Regions from separate parts of the Homo sapiens genome. Here region 1 is linked to region 2. The links are chromatin loops, found by intact Hi-C in ENCODE. Cell type or tissue: CD4-positive, alpha-beta T cell. All regions are shown on one strand.

Evidence for each region. A loop is a pair of places that touch in the nucleus more often than their neighbours do. Peaks named below come from ENCODE experiments on the same cell type or tissue, not always from the same donor. Only the 100,000 strongest peaks of a DNase experiment are listed, where the experiment ranks them.
Region 1: a loop joins it to region 2, with 4 times the contacts of the local background. A loop is called at or near these places in 11 of 110 quality-filtered maps.

The regions. Positions count from the first base shown.
Region 1 is chr21:14,741,335-14,749,334 of GRCh38, forward strand. LOC124905054 (a long non-coding RNA gene) reads right to left here and starts at 3,155. Exons shown (of 2, transcript XR_007067926.1): 1 at 3,120-3,155; 2 at 1,828-2,039. In CD4-positive, alpha-beta T cell, no CTCF peak of the experiment used is centred here; no DNase peak of the experiment used is centred here.
Region 2 is chr21:14,250,064-14,258,063 of GRCh38, forward strand. No RefSeq gene overlaps it. Among named protein-coding and RNA genes, the nearest start is that of RBM11, 38 kb to the left of the region's middle. In CD4-positive, alpha-beta T cell, CTCF peaks have their summits at 3,693 (motif pointing right) and 3,895; no DNase peak of the experiment used is centred here.

The DNA.
Region 1 (8,000 bases), 490 kb after region 2:
AACTCTGACTCCTAGGACTCTTCCAAAGCTCCTCCTTGAAGTGGCCATTTGCATCACCTGAGAGCATGAAAGCCTTGAAAAATCTCAGGCCCCATTCCAGGTTCAGTGAATCAGACTCTACCATGTGACAAGATCCCCAGGTGGTATGTGTACACAGTGAACTTGAGAAGCACTGATCTAGAATACAATTTTAAAACTACCAAATTACCCCATGCTGTTCTTCCTAATTAAAATCTCTGGCTTAGCTTTCCCAATGCCTACTTCGCAGTGTTGTTAAAACCATGAGTGTGAACTCATTTTGTAAAGTACACATTCTATAAACAAAAGGTACTCTTATTAGTTCCAAGTTCCTGGAAGTTTCCGCTACCTCTCTGCTTGTGTTCTAGCTTAAAATCTTGAAATTTCCATTAAAATAATTCTATATGATAAAGCTATCCCCATGTCTTAGCAGATATTCACTAGGAAATCAATCCTTGTTTGATTTGCTTATAGAATTTCTGTGTAACAAATAATTCCATATCAGTTGTTTCTCTGATCTCTGCTTATCTAAGTCACTTTCTATGATTGAAGTATTTAATTGTGTGTTATTTGCACTGTGTACTGGGTGAGCTGTATTTGATAAGTCAAGTGCTTTACCCAGTAATCACACTTAAATCCCCTTCCCAATTAGTATACCCCACCTTAAATATTTCAAATAATGAAGTAAAGTCCATTTTAAAAAATTAATACGGCTAAACAACATATGAACTAATAGGTTATTAATAAATGATGGACACTCAAATATATTGAATGAATGAATTAAAAATTTGAAGAAATAAATTTCAAGAAGGTTCAGCAAATTCCTCACCAACTATTGTATTTAATCCTTTGTTTTTACCTGAAAATTCATTTCAGCGAGGCTACTCTGTAATGCTAGTTTTTTTCCAACTTATAATGTGATATGTAAAAACTTATTTTGGCAAGTTTCCAAAAAGCTCAAAACTATGCAGCTAACCTAAGTTCATGATGAAAAGATTTGACTCATTGTGCTTTTTGTGTGTACGCTCACTGGTTAATTAATTTAAGAAGAAGTCTCACTTATATAACTGAGATGTTAAATGGCTGGATGATCTCATGATTCCCATTTCAGTACATTGACTTTTTTTAAAAAAACTTAATTATAAGAGTTGTCATTAGATTACTTAGAAACAAGAGTATTAGAGTGTGGATTGATTCCTCTCTCTGTTTTCTTTCTATAAAAACTCTACAGATATATGCATCTCCTGGAAGGAAAAGAAATAAAATTAACCCCATATCTATGTTTAATTGTCTTAATGTGAAATATATGATATTTTCAATCACCAGTATATTGTATATTCAATCATGTCATTTTACAGCTGGATCTTAGAGATTACTATTACATATCTCACACTCATGCCCTATTTTCTCTCCAAACTGGTTGCATTTCCTTCCCTATTTCTGTATATTTTATTTTATTTTTTGCTTTCTTGCTCTCTTTTACAGTACTTTGGAATTTTGAAAGCCAACATTAAGGTAGCATTAAGGTTATGAATTTAAAATGCTGGAGGTGAGCATAGGCAAAGAGTAAGTTTCTTCAAGTAACACTATATATGATTAAAAACAAACTACATGCTTTCAAAAATGCATGCCATAAGGAAGAAATGAGGGGTGGGATGCTCACTGTTATATTGTATGAAAAGAACACATTAAAAAGAGTCATATAATTTGTTTTCTAGGGTATAGACCATGAAAAAGGTATACTTAAACTCTTAAATGCAGTATATTATTCTTCCCCATTAAATACTTTAGAAAAATTTAATCCAAATATCCAAAAAAATTTTAGTTTATTAAGATTGTAAGTGGCTAATAGCTTCAGATTCAGAGGGAACAAGGGGGTAGAGGGACAGCCCTTCATAGGCAGCTACCATTTAAGTGTTCCATTGTCATCCTTAGTGTCAGGAGAGCTAGGACTTTTAGGTTACAGAGGATTTTCCAAGTAAATAATACTGAGTAACTCTGCCAATTGAAGTCTACACGATCTGAAAGAGAAAATAACACAGAAGTCCCCCTTTAGGTTTAGTTTTAAATACAATATTCACTGAGATAATAAGAAACTACTAGTGTTCCAGAACTGTAGAGCCTAGAGCAGCTTGATGCTGTCTCACAATAAACTGACAGAGTTCATTTGGAGGAATTCAAAATTCGCTCAGAAAAATTTCTGAATCTACTAATTTTTTTTCAAAGACTATAACTTGTGATTCTAGCATAAAAGATAAAAGACAAAAATATCAAAAGTAACTATAGCTACAACAATTTGTTAATGGATTTATAAAATTAAAAGATATAAGTTGTGACATAAATAGCATAAAATATGGTGGGGGTGCAGAGTGAGAGTGTAGACATTTTGTATGCAATTGAAGTTAAGCTGTTATTAGCTTAAAATAGACTGTTATAACCCTAAAATGTTACACATAAACTCCATGGTAACCACCAAGAAAAAACTTCTAGAAGATACCAAAAAGATAAAAAGAAAGGAATCAAAGCATAACACTATAAAAATTCAACAAATCACAAAGGAAGACAAATCACAAAGGAAGACAAATCACAAAGGAAGACAAATCACAAAGGAAGACAGCAAGATTGGTAGAAGAGAACAAAGGAAATAGTAATAAAATGGCAACAGTAAGTTCTTGCATGTCAATAATTATCTTAAGTGTAAATGGATTAAATTCGCAATCAAAAGACACGGTAATTAGATGGAGTAAAATTTTGTATAAGTCTATTTTCACACTACCTGGCCAGGCACAGTGGCTCACGCCTGTAATCCCAGCACTTTGGAAGGCCAAGGCGGGCGGATCATGAGGTCAGGAGATCAAGACCATCCTGGCTAACATGGTGAAACCCTGTCTCTACTAATATAAAAAAATTAGCCAGGTGTGGTGGCATGCACCTGTAGTCCCAGCTACTCAGGAGGCTGAGGCAGGAGAATCGCTTGAATCCTGTAGGCAGAGGTTTCATTGAGCCAAGATCACACCACTGCACTCCAGCCTGGGCAACAGAGTGAGACTCCATCTCAAAAAAACAAAACAAAACAAAACAAAACAAAACAAAAAATCTACCTGAGACTGGGTATTTTATAAAGGAAAGAGCAGTTCTGCAGGCTGTACAGGAAGCATGGCTGGAAAACCTTAGGAAACTTACAATCATGGCAGAAGGCAAAGGGAAAGCAAGCACATCTACCATGGCAGAGCAGGACAGAGAGAGAGAAGAGAGCTAAGGGGGAAGTGCTACACACTTTTAAACAAACAGATCTTGTGAGAACTACCTCACTGTCATGAGATCAACAGGGTGAAATTCTGCCCCCGTGATCCAATCACCTCCCACTAGGTTCTTCCCCCAACACTGGAGATTTCAATTCAACATGAGGTTTGAGTGGAGATACAGAAACAAACCATATTATTCCACTCGTGGCCCCTCCCAAATATCATGTCCTTCTTACATTTCAAAACCAATCATGCCTTCCCAACAGTCCCCCAGAGTCTTAACTCATCCCAGCATTAACTCAAAAGTACAAGTCCAAAGTCTCGTCTGAGACAAGCAAGCCAAGTCCCTTCTACCTATGAGCCTGTGAAGTGAAAAACAAGTTACTTCTAAGATAAAATGGGAGCACAGGCTTTGGGTAAATATTCCTGCTCTAAATGGGAGAAATTGGCCAAAACAAAGAGGGGCTACAAGCCCCACACAAGTCTGAAACCCAGCAGAGCAGTCATTAAATCTTAAAGCTCCCAAATAACCTCCTTTGCCTCCATGTCTCTCATCTAGGCCATATTGAAGCAAGGGGTGAGCTCCGAAGGCCTTGGGCAGCTCTGCCCCTGTGGCTCTGCAGTGTCTAGCCCCTGCGGCTGCTTTCTCAAGCTGGCATTGAGTGCCTATGGCTTTTCCAGGTTTGTGGTGCAAGCTGTCATTGGATCTACCATTCTGGGGTCTGGAGGACAGTGGCCTTCTTCCCACAGCTCCACTAGGCTGTGCCCCAGTGAGGACTCAGTGGTGGCTCCAACCCCACATTTCCACTTTGCACTGCCCTAGTAGAGGTTCTCCATGAGGGCTCTGCCCCTGCAGCAAACTTCTGAATAGACATCCAGGAATTTCTATACATCTTCTAAAATCCAGGTGGAAGCTCCCAAACCTCACCTCTTGCTTTCTGTATACCCACAGGTCCAACAACACATGAAGTAATGACTCAAGCTGTACCTTCACCCCTTTTAGCCACGGCTAGAGCTGGAGCAGCTGAGATACAGGGTACCATGTCTGGAGGCTGCATAGACCAGCAGGGCCCTGTGCCTGGCCCATGAAACCTTTTTTCCCTCCTAAGGCTCCAGGCCTGTGATGGGAGGGGCTGCCACAAAGGTCTCTGAAATATCTTGAAGACATTTTCCCCACTGTCTTGGCTATTCATATTTTGTTCCTCTTTACTTATGCAACTTCTGTAGCAGGCTTGAATTTCCCTCCAGAAAATTGATTTTTCTTTTCTACCACTTGGTAAGGCTGCAGATTTTCCAAACTTTTATGCTCCTCTTCCCTTTTAAATACAAATTCTCTTTGCTTATGCAAATGGCCATAGGATTTTAGAAGCAGCCAGATAACCTCTTGAGTGCTTTGCTGCTTAGAAATTTCCTCTGCTAGATAACCCAAATCATCTCTCTCAAGTTCAAAGTTCCATAGATCTCTAGGGCAGTGGCAAAATGCTGCCAGTCTCTTTGCTAAAGCATAGCAAGGATGACCTTTGTTCCAGTTCCCAATAAGTTCCTCATCTCCATCTGAGACCACTTTAAGCTGGATTTCATTGTCCATATTACAATATGTGTTTTGGTCAAAACTACTCAACAAATCTCTAGGAAGTTCTGCACTTTCCCTCACCCTCCTGTCATTTTCTGATCCCTCCAAATTGTTCCAACCTCTGCCCATTATCCAGTTCCAAAGTCACTTCCACATTTTCAAGTATCTTTATAGCAATGCCCAACTCCTCTAGTACTAAGTTTTTATGTTAGTTCATTTTCACACTGCTATAAAGAACTATGTGAGACTGAGTAATTTATAAAGAAAAGAGGTTTAATTGACTCACAGCTCGATAGGCTGTACAGGAAGCATGGCTGGGAGGCCTCAAGAAACTTACAATCAGGGTGGAAGGTGAAGGGGAAGCAAACATGTCTTACCATGTCAGAGCAGGAGACAGAGAGACAGTGGGCAAACAGGGAAGTGCTACACACTTTTAAACAACCAGATCTCCTGAGAACTCACTCACTATAGTGAGAACAGCAAGGGGAAAATCCACCCCCCGATCCAATTACCTTCCACTGGGTCCATCCTCCAACAATGGGGATTACAATTTAACATGAGATTTGGGTGAGGACACATAGCCAAACCATATCATCTTTTAAGGATTTATTTTTAGAAGATCATAGGGTATAAACATTCTTATGACAGAGGGCATGACATAAGAATTTAGAAAACAGAGAATTTAGAAAATAGTCCAGAATTGCTGTCCAGAAAATATTAACTATTGAAAAGGAAATAAGCATTTGAAATAGAAATATAAAGTTAAGCATAAAAGTATTAACATCTAATTATTATAAACTTTCTGTAATTGAAGTTGAACTGTTAGGACAATTTTTAAAGGCAGTATAGTGGTTAAGCATTGCCTTTGAAGCCATCCTTTATGGGTTTAATTCCATTCTGCTATTTGCTTGTTGGGTATTGTATAATTTTCTATGGTTTTCATAAGCGAATACCACAGATTTGGTGGCATAAACAACAGAATTTTATTTTCCTAACTCTGAAGGCTGGAAGTCCATGATCATGGTGCAGGGTTAGGTTCTAATGAGGCCTCTCCTCTTAGTTTGCAGATGGCCATCTTCTTGCTGTGCCCTCACATGGTCTTCTTTTCTGTGCGTGTGCATGCCTGGTGTGTCTTCCTCTTCTTAGAAGGTCATTGGTCCTATTGGATTATAGCCCCACACTTGTGACCTCATTTAACTTATTAACCTCCTTAAAAACTCTGTCTCCAAATATAGTCACATTAGGGGTTAGTGATTCAACACATGAATATTGGGAGGACACAATTCAATCCATAACACGTATACTTGGCCAAGTTACTCGATGTCTGCATATCTGAGTTATCTCATTTGTAAAATCAAGGTAATAATACTTTATTGGCTATGATGGGATTAAATGTGCTTTTATGCATAAAGCATTCAAGAACAGTGCCTAGCACATGGTAAGTGTTCAATAGATAAGTAGTGTCACATTTAAAAATTGAAAGTTTACATGGACATTGTATGCATTAATCATAATACACTATAAAAATAGCTTCCATAACAGGATTTCTAAATTGGATACAATAACAATTCTTATAATTATTAGGAGTAATTAGTATTAACAGAGAAGAAATAGAAACATTAAGCAAGTAATCCAAAATCATATAATGAATTGACAGCATGATTAAGTGCAAATGTTTCAAGAAAAGTTATATCCTTTTAATTCCTTTTAAATTAAAATAACTGTCATAAAGAAGACTAGTCATCTTCTATAGTAAATATTTTTGAATTTTAGTAGGTAGAAACATGGGCTTAAAAATTTTTTAAATCACTTGGAAGATTTCACTTATTTCAGCTTTTTTAAACTGCTCCATCCACATAGAAAATAAACCTCCTAATACAACTAGCTCCAAAATGTTTAGTAGGATGTTTAAGAATAAGAAAAATGGGCCAGACGCAGCGGTTCATGCTTGCTATCCCAGCACTTTAGGAGACCAAGGCAGGTGGATCACCTGAGGTCAGGAGTTCAAGACCAGCCTGACCAACATGGTAAAACCCCGTCCCTACTAAAAATGGAAAATTAGCTGGGTGTGGTGGCATATGCCTGTAATTCCAGCTACTCGGGAGGCTGAGGCAGAAGAATCACTTGAACCCGGGAGACGGAGGTTGCAGTGAGCCGAGATCGTGCCATTGCACTTCAGCCTGGGCAACAAGAGTGAAACACCTTCTAAAAAAAGAAAAGAATAAGAAAAATAAGTGCCAAGATACTAACAGCATCCATATTACCTCCTTATTGAAATAAACTTACTGGAAAATGAAGCAACCCACAAGTAATACCTGAGTTGTATTTTGTGAGGAGTAGTAGGCAAGGTAACATTGAAAATGCAAAGGAAGGTATGATATATAAACAGGTAATTAAGATAATATAGATATTCACATAATATCTTTGAGTATAGCTGAAGGACACCTAACTCAGCATGGCAGAGAGAGATTGGGCAAGAATTCCAGCATCATAGTGGTCATCTTGGAATAAATGGAGAAATGGCATTGAGCTGAAGATGACTACAAGATAGCTGCCAATAGGGGCAGTGGAAAGGGATAGCTTAGGCAGCAGAGGTGTAGAAGACAGGCTTAAATGTGACAAAACTAGAGGCAGAGAGAGTAGTAAAAACAGCTATGATGATCCAGCCAGAATTAGCTAGTGGGGATAAAAGAAAAAGAGCAGAAAAAGTGGAGAAACACTTAAGCATTAAAAGTATTAGAACTATGGATGGGTAGATATGGAACTGTGGGAGAGGAAAAGGATTAGACAGCAATTCAGGAAGAGGAGCCATTTAGAGGGAAGATGACACATTCAGATTTCAAACTATTAGGATCAACGTGATGGTAAGTGGTTGACGGAAGTTTGAATATATAAATCTAGAGCATGGGGATTAAGGCTGGGCTGTATAGCAGTTGAAACAAGAGACTGGACAAGATCACCCATAGAGTATTAAAAATGACAAGCGGGTAGGGAGAAGAAAGGGATAAAGTGAGGTATAAAAATATAGTCAGATAGAAGAAATAATCCCTCGTATTAAGTAAATCAGTAATTATAGTAAACAGTAACCTATTGTACATTTCAAAAGAGGTAGTGATGAATAATTACAATGTTTCCAGCATAAAGAAAATATGAATGTTTAAGGT
Region 2 (8,000 bases):
GATCTTTGTGACCTACTCCCTGTTCGTACACTCCCTCCCCTTTTGGAATCCCTAATAAAAACTTGCTGGTGTTGCGGCTCAGGTGGCCATCACAGACCTACCAATGTGTGATGTCACCCCTGGTGGCCCAGCTGTAAAATTCCTCTCTCTGTACTGTTTCTCTTTATTTCTCAGGCCAGCTGACACTTAGGGGAAATAGAAAGAACCTATGTTGAAATATTGGGGGCAGGTTCCCCTATAGATGGCTTGCTGTTTCCCACAGCTGAACTCATTGGCCACTTACTTCCATCAGCCAGGCAGTCTCCAGAAAATTCTCCCAGACCCAGGCAAGATACTACCATGGCTGTTGTGAGTTTTATTTTCTTCTGTTTCTACTAGTGGTTATCTTAGAAGCTGAGTGAAGCAAATTAATTACAGTCATGTTCTTAAAATGACAAGAAGTTATTAAATAACACTTTTATTCATGAGATATAAAATAGACAAAAATCAAACCAAGCAGGTGGGGTAAAAATACCATACAAAGACTGATTTTGGTTTCCAATGATCTCAAAAGTAAATTTAAAGTACTGATATTTTCTGTAATTTTCATTTTTTTAACTAGGAAAATCATATAAAGACATGCTAGGACAATTCATTTAAACATAAAAAATAAACATTTCATAAAAATCACATCAGTGCTGATGACTTAATGGCAGCCTAATATCCTGAAAGTAAACTAATCTGTCACCATAGCTTTTTTTTTTTTTTTTTGAGACAATCTCCTCTGTTACCCAGGCCGGAGTGGTGCAATCTTGGCTCACTGCAACCTCTGCCTCCTGGGTTCAAGCGATTCTCCTGCCTCAGCCTCCTGAGTAGCTGAGATTACAGGCATGCACCATGAAGACTGGCTAATTTTTGTATTTTTAGTAGAGACGGGGTTTAACCATGTTGGCCAGGCCTGTCACCATAGCTTTTGAGGGCTATTTGGTACCTTTAAATCAAATAAACTGGGTATTAATTCTTCTTAACACTCACCTGAAGATTCATTGTTTATTAATACTTAAGTCAAGTGTGTAATGATAAGTAATCTGATTGCAGGCACATATACATTTAATTTGATTTATATGGTTACTTAGAACATTTTCAGAACTTACCATATTCTAGCAGTTCTAAATTCCCTATATAACAGGTCCTTTAATATTTCTTCATGAAATGGAATACCTGAAATCCATATCCATCCCATATTAAGTACAGAATCATGGACCAATGAAATTTGCATAATTTTATATGCAAAGTGGGAGACAATGATCTATCCCCACGTTGGGGCTAAAGTACTAAGATTGTCCTAAGTACCTTGTAAATGCTTAGTAAATATGATTTTCCCTCTAGACCACAATAATTATTCCACATTTGTTCAAGAGTTCTATTTGTACTTATGAGAGGGCACATGGAAATGGACCAACATTCTGTCAGTACAAACACTGAAAAGCAAAGCTTTGTTCCCCAAGAATGAGAGAACACTCAACAAAGCAGCATGGTTTAACAGCTTGCAATGTTAACAAAAGGATATTTTACAGTATGTTCAGCTCTCCATATCTCTGTGCCTATGCTTATCCATTGAATCAGATAATTGATATCATCCTTTAATTCAGTTATCTGTGCAAGAATCTATTTTAATATTTCTTTACCCTGTAGAAAACAGGATTAGAAGAGGACTATACCTCATTTCCTCAATTTTTAAGTCCATTATCTAACTAGCATATTCAGATTGTGAAGGAAAAGTTGCTATAATGTGATACAGCAGGAACAGTGAGTTAAAATTCTTCCTAGCAAATCCAAGGCAACTATATTCACATCCTAGAGTGCAGTGATGATGGACATAACTAGATATTCGGTGTTCAACATATCATTTTACTTTATTCTACAGTTTTATCTATGCAAAGACAATGTTCGTGTTCTGACTTATCATCTCCTCTGCTACCATGGAGACACCAATGTTTAAAATACTTTACAAAATTCATTTTTGCAGTGAGAAATAGAAGAGCAATATATGTTTTACATGTGTCTGAGAATTGTTATATTATAATCCTGCAGCTTTCTGAAAGACAAATAGCAGTTGATAAATACAGAATGGTTATACAGAATTATCAATCCTTCTTAGTGGCTTTCAGAAGGCTAAGGAAATCATTTCAGACTTAAGAACTATGAAGCCAAACTAAACACTAATCCCAGAAAAAGACTCCTTGTCTTGCATTCTAACCATAAGTACTTCCTTTGAGATTTCGTAAAACAAGAAAACAAAAGCAAACAAACAAACAAAACCCTTAAAAACAGGGTTTGGCTATTAATCCAACTAATTCTTATATGCGGAATTTTTTTCTGATTTATCAAATCCAGTAGAGAGTAACAACCAGTTAACTACACAGTAAGCAAACTCCACTCTGACAACCATAATTCAAGAAGCTGTAGACATCAAGCTTCTAGTAAAAAGTACAGAGTCAGGGGCATTCAGTATATGTTAGGACTGATCAATTAACTCTCCTTGACCCTTTGCTCTTCTCTCATGATGCTTTTTGTCAAAAATACAGTCATCATCACTTAATCGTGGGGATATATTCTGAGACATGTGTCATTAGGTGATTTAGTTGTTGTACCAACATCATAGAGTGTACTTACACAAACCTAGATAGAAAGACTAACTACCCACCTAGGCTATATGGTATAGCTTATTGCTCCTAGGCTACCACCCTGTACTGCATGTGACTGTCCTGAATACCACATGCAATTGTAACACAGTGGTATCTGTGTATTTAAACATATCTAAACATAAAAAAATACAATAAAAATGCAGTATTATAATCTTATGTGGTCAACCACCGTATATGCTGTCACATAGTTCAGTTGTTGACTGAAATGTTGTTATGTGGTGCCTGGCGGTATCTCATCCATCAACTCTGTGAAGCACACCTGTGTCCATATTCCATCCCCCACCAAGCTCACCCTGAATACCAATCCCTTATACAAAAATGCCTATTGTGTGCTATAACTGTGGATATTGAATGTTGTTGATTGTTTGGAAAACAGGGGTGAAAAGCCAAGATTCAAAATAATAGGAAGTTCTGCTTCAAAAACTAAGCACTTCTCCCTGAATTCCCTCTCAGGAAGGGAACCCTTCTTGAAATGTATCTCAGAGGTGACAATGGACAGCTTTTTAAAAAAACTCCTTTTAATCACACACTTGTGTGTGCATAGGTATCTGGCTGACACCTGATCATTAAGAATAAAATAGATTATTTTGGTCCACAGAATTTCACAGATGGGTAGTAAAAGTCAGTTGCCAGTTCCATTAAATAAATAAAACAACAACAACAAGAACCTTAGTAGAGCTCCTTTATAAATGATTTCTTCTACTACACAAAACAGGGTGAATCACTGTGAAATGTGGCCAGGTTAATTAATCAAAAGGAAGATGCTTTTATTTGATATTGTTCATTGACAGAATTTTTTTTTCAGAAAAGCCACTTTTGCAAAATATGTAGGAAAAATACTTAATATAATTATAATTCCTTAAGAACTTAAATACATTTCAAAAATATTATCTAAAAATGTGCTACAACTAGCTTAGTCTATTTCTAGTGAAGTGTTAAAAAAAGAATTAAAGAATTAATCTTAAAAGCTAGCATCTGTGTTTTCATTGTGTAAAATCTTTGTTTAGAAAAATACCTTGAAAAGCCACTAGAGGGCAATAATTAGCGAAAAACTAGGAAATGTAAAATGTACCAGGACCCGACAGAAATGAATAGGATGGTGTGGGAAAGAACAAAGAAGAAAAACTGAGGTAAACTGAAAGAGGAGCAAGAGAGAAGACAATTACAAACATGGTGCAAGACTTCATCCATTATTGGCAGAAGGTGCCACGGGACAGTGTTCACTATTCAGTTTCAAATTTGCAGCAATATCAACCTAGACTGTCTGTCCAGAGCACCAGTAAAGTCAGCAATGCCAGCAAAGGCCTTCTGTGAATAGGGTGTGTGTGTGTGTGTGTGTGTGTGTGTGTGTGTGTGTGTGTGTGTGTGTTGACAATAAGGAAACCTCTGGAGTCGGTATTTGAGTAAACAATGTTTGGAACAGTGCCAATATATTACTTGTCTTAACTTAGTAGAAGCAAGAGTTTGAAAGTAAAGATGGCTATGGCAATGACTATATTGAGTACTCCTAGAAATCTTGGAGATGCCTTTTAATTTTTCACAAGACATGAATTTAGGGTTTGAACCAATCTTGTGATCTTAAGTGGCAGGAACAGTTTAGCTATCACAAATTGTAGATTAAACACAAATACACAGAACACTCCTTAATTATTGAGGAAAAGATTAGCACAGGGCTTTTAAGGGGTTGCTGGTTCACAGTGGCAGATAAAACAGTCATATGCATACACACATATATAAGGCAAATTTTGGCATAAAAAACAACACATATACATGCTTTATTTTTGGCATATATATGTATAGGTGTGTGTACGTGTGTGCGTCATATATATAATATATATATATGTTGTTTCATATGCCAAAAATCAGGCATATAAAACAATAGGAAGTCCCAGAAGAAAGAAGAGCCCAGTACATTTATGTAATACGCTGTTCCTAAAAGTGGGGGCAGCAATAAAAGTACTCTAGACCCAGAGTTTGCAGATATCAGGAATAAGGAAGTATCCAGGAGCAACTGCCAGTGTGATCTGTTATGTTATTTGCAGAAGGATCCCCTGGGCTGGTTTTCCTCTGCCCATCTCCTGTGGGATCCTCCTGTGGGGAGCAGCACCAAGGCGCTAGAACTCCAGGTGGATCTGCAAGAAGTGCATCACACTTACCACTGACCTTAGCAGGTGTTCTTTGTTTTTATTCCATTTATATTTACATTTTTATGATAGAAAACTATACTATTTGAATATCAATATTGTTACTAATTCTAGGGATGTGGACCAAACAGATAAATGTAATCAAAATGGTTTCATTTTATAAAATTTATTTTTTATTTCTAAGTCAATCATTTTAATAGGTATGTACTGGTATCTTACTGTGGTTTTAATTTACATTTTCCTAATGAATAACAATGTTGAATATCTTTTCATGGCTTTTTTGCCACCTGAATATATTTTCATTGGTCTGTTCAACTCATTTAAAAAAATTGGTTGTTTGTATTCTTAGTATTGGGTTTTGAGAGAATTCTTTTTATATTCTGGATATAAGTCCATTATAAGATGTGTAATTTGCAGATATTTTCTCCTAGCTGGTGCTTGTCTTTTCATTCTCTTAACATGTTGTTTGAAGAGCAGAAGTTTTGAATTTTACGAAGTCTAACATCAACTTTTTTCTTTAACTTTTATTTTAGCTTCCCAGGTACATGTGGAGGATCTCAGTTTTGTTACGTAGGTAAATATGTGCCATGGTGGTTTACCGCACAGAACAACCCAGCACCTAGCTATTTAGCTCAGCATCCATAAGCTATTCTCCCTGATGCTCTCCCTCCCGCCATCCACCCAAGACAGGCCCCAATGTGTGTTGTTCCCCACCATGTGTCCATATGTTCTCATCTTTCAGCTCCCACTTACAAGTGAGAACACATGGTGTGTGGTTTTCTGTTCCTGCATTAGTTTGCTGAGGAGAATGTCTTCCAGCTCCATCCATGTCCCTACAAAGGACATGATCTCATTCCTTTTTATGGCTGGATAGTATTCCATGGTGTATATGCGCCACATTTTCTTTATCCAGTCTATCATTGATGGGCATTTAGGTCGTTACCATGTCTTTGCTATTGTGGATAGTGCTGCCGTGAACATAATCATGCATGTGTCTTTATAATAGATTGATTTATATTCCTTTGGGCATATATCCAGTAATGGGTTTGCTGGGTCAAATGGTATTCTGCTTCTAGATTTAGAGGAATCATCACACTGTCTTTCAGAATGGTTGAACTAGTTTACATTCCCACCAACAGTGTAAAGGTGTTCCTTTTTCTCCACAACGTTGTCAGCATCTGCTACTTCTTAACAAAGATGGTTGTAGGTGTGTGGCCTTATTTCCCAGTTCTCTATTCTGGTCCATTGGTCTATATGTCTGTTTTTGCACCAGTACCATGCTGTTTTGGTTACTGCAGCCTTCACTTTACAAAATTTCTAACATATCTGAAGGGTTGCTAACTTCTCTTACAAGTTAGGGAAGTCAGTATACCATAAAGCACTTGGGTGATACTTTGTGCATTCCCTTAGAGAACTATTTCCTTAGAAATCCGAAGCCTGTCTCTGAGTCAGGGTAATTCTCTGTCACCTTGAAACTCACTTTTGGGTTCATTGTGATTCTGCATTCTGTCCCATTTCATGGCTTCCTAGGAAGAAAATATAAACTGGTTACTAATAGGCCTAGGGGGGAGTCCAAGAGTAGTGTTTGGTTTTGGAGGAATTCGCTTTTTTTTTTTGAGGCGGAGTCTCGCTCTGTCGCCCAGGCTGGAGTGCAGTGGCGCGATCTCGGCTCACTGCAAGCTCCGCCTCCCGGGTTCACGCCATTCTCCTGCCTCAGCCTCCCGAGCAGCTGGGACTACAGGCGCCCACCACCACGCCCGGCTAATTTTTTGTATTTTTAGTAGAGACGGGGTTTCATCGTGTTAGCCAGGATGGTCTCGATCTGCTGGCCTTGTGATCCGCCCGCCTCGGCCTCCCAAAGTGCTGGGATTACAGGCATGAGCCACCGCGATTCTCTTTTAAAGGTGAAAGCTGTTTGCCCTGAGAGAGTACTGGTCTCTTCCTCTCAAGGGGACTATACTGTTCTTATTTGGCCACTGAACTGATGGTTAAGTACAGTGGGTTAAGAGAACAAAAGGCCTAGAGATGTTACAGGGAATATGTTGTTCCCTCTGCTCATGTTTCTACTCTGTAGATATCCCAAAAGGGATTTTTTTTTTAAATTTTTTATTTCTATAGGTTTTTGGGGGAACAGGTGGTATTTGGTTATATGAGTAAGTTCTTTACTGGTGATTTGTGAGATTTATATTTAGAATTTATATTAATAAATATAAATTTATTTATACTATATATAATTAAATCTACATAGTAGATTTATATTTATGTAGATTTCTACTATAGTAGATCTATATAAGTTATAATATAAATATATAGAGATTTATATTAGATTTACCTAATAATTTATATTATAATAGATTTACACAAATAAATATCAATATATTAATAAATATACATTTATTAATCTACATAGTAGATTTATATTTGTACACATATATCCTATTGATTGTATTTCTCTGAAGAACACGGATGAATACGCTACTGATCTTATCATCCTTCCACCCTCACATTTGCCCATACTTTATACAACCGTTTGGTATTGCTATTTCACTCTTTAAGGGGTGTATCACAGGTTGGGTTCTACAGGAAGCAGACTCTGTGATGGAGTTTAGCATACAGTATGTTTCCTAGAGAATGCTCTTGGGATCGCCACCAGTGACAAGGAAGAGATGTGAGCAGCAATGGGCAGAGGAAAAGGTGAAGAGTGAAGGAGGCCACTGCCTCTTCATAATCGGAGCTATCCTGTTTTGCACTGAAGTGGTCTGGTCTTTGTACCCCAATGTCTACCAGTCATTTACTGTAGCCACCACAGAAGTGTGTGGCCTTTGGCCAGACTGCTCTTAGCAGCTGAGACAACCCTGTGAGGACTTGGCAACTAAAGGCTCTCTGCTGGCACCTATCCCAGCAAACTTTGGGGTGACAAATCCTCCTTGAAGGTTGTCTGGGTGGTGCAGCTTCATGTCCCCCACTGGGTCATTCCCTGATTGCTTTTATTACAGATTCTCTCCCTGCAGTTTTTCTTTGTTTCTTTCTTTTTTTTTTTTTTTTTTTTGAGACTGAGTGTCACTCCTGTCGTCCAAGTGGGAGTTCAATGCAATGGCGCGACCTCAGCTCACTGAAACCTCCGCCTCCCGGGTTCAAGCGATTCTCCTGCCTGTAATCCCAAGTAGCT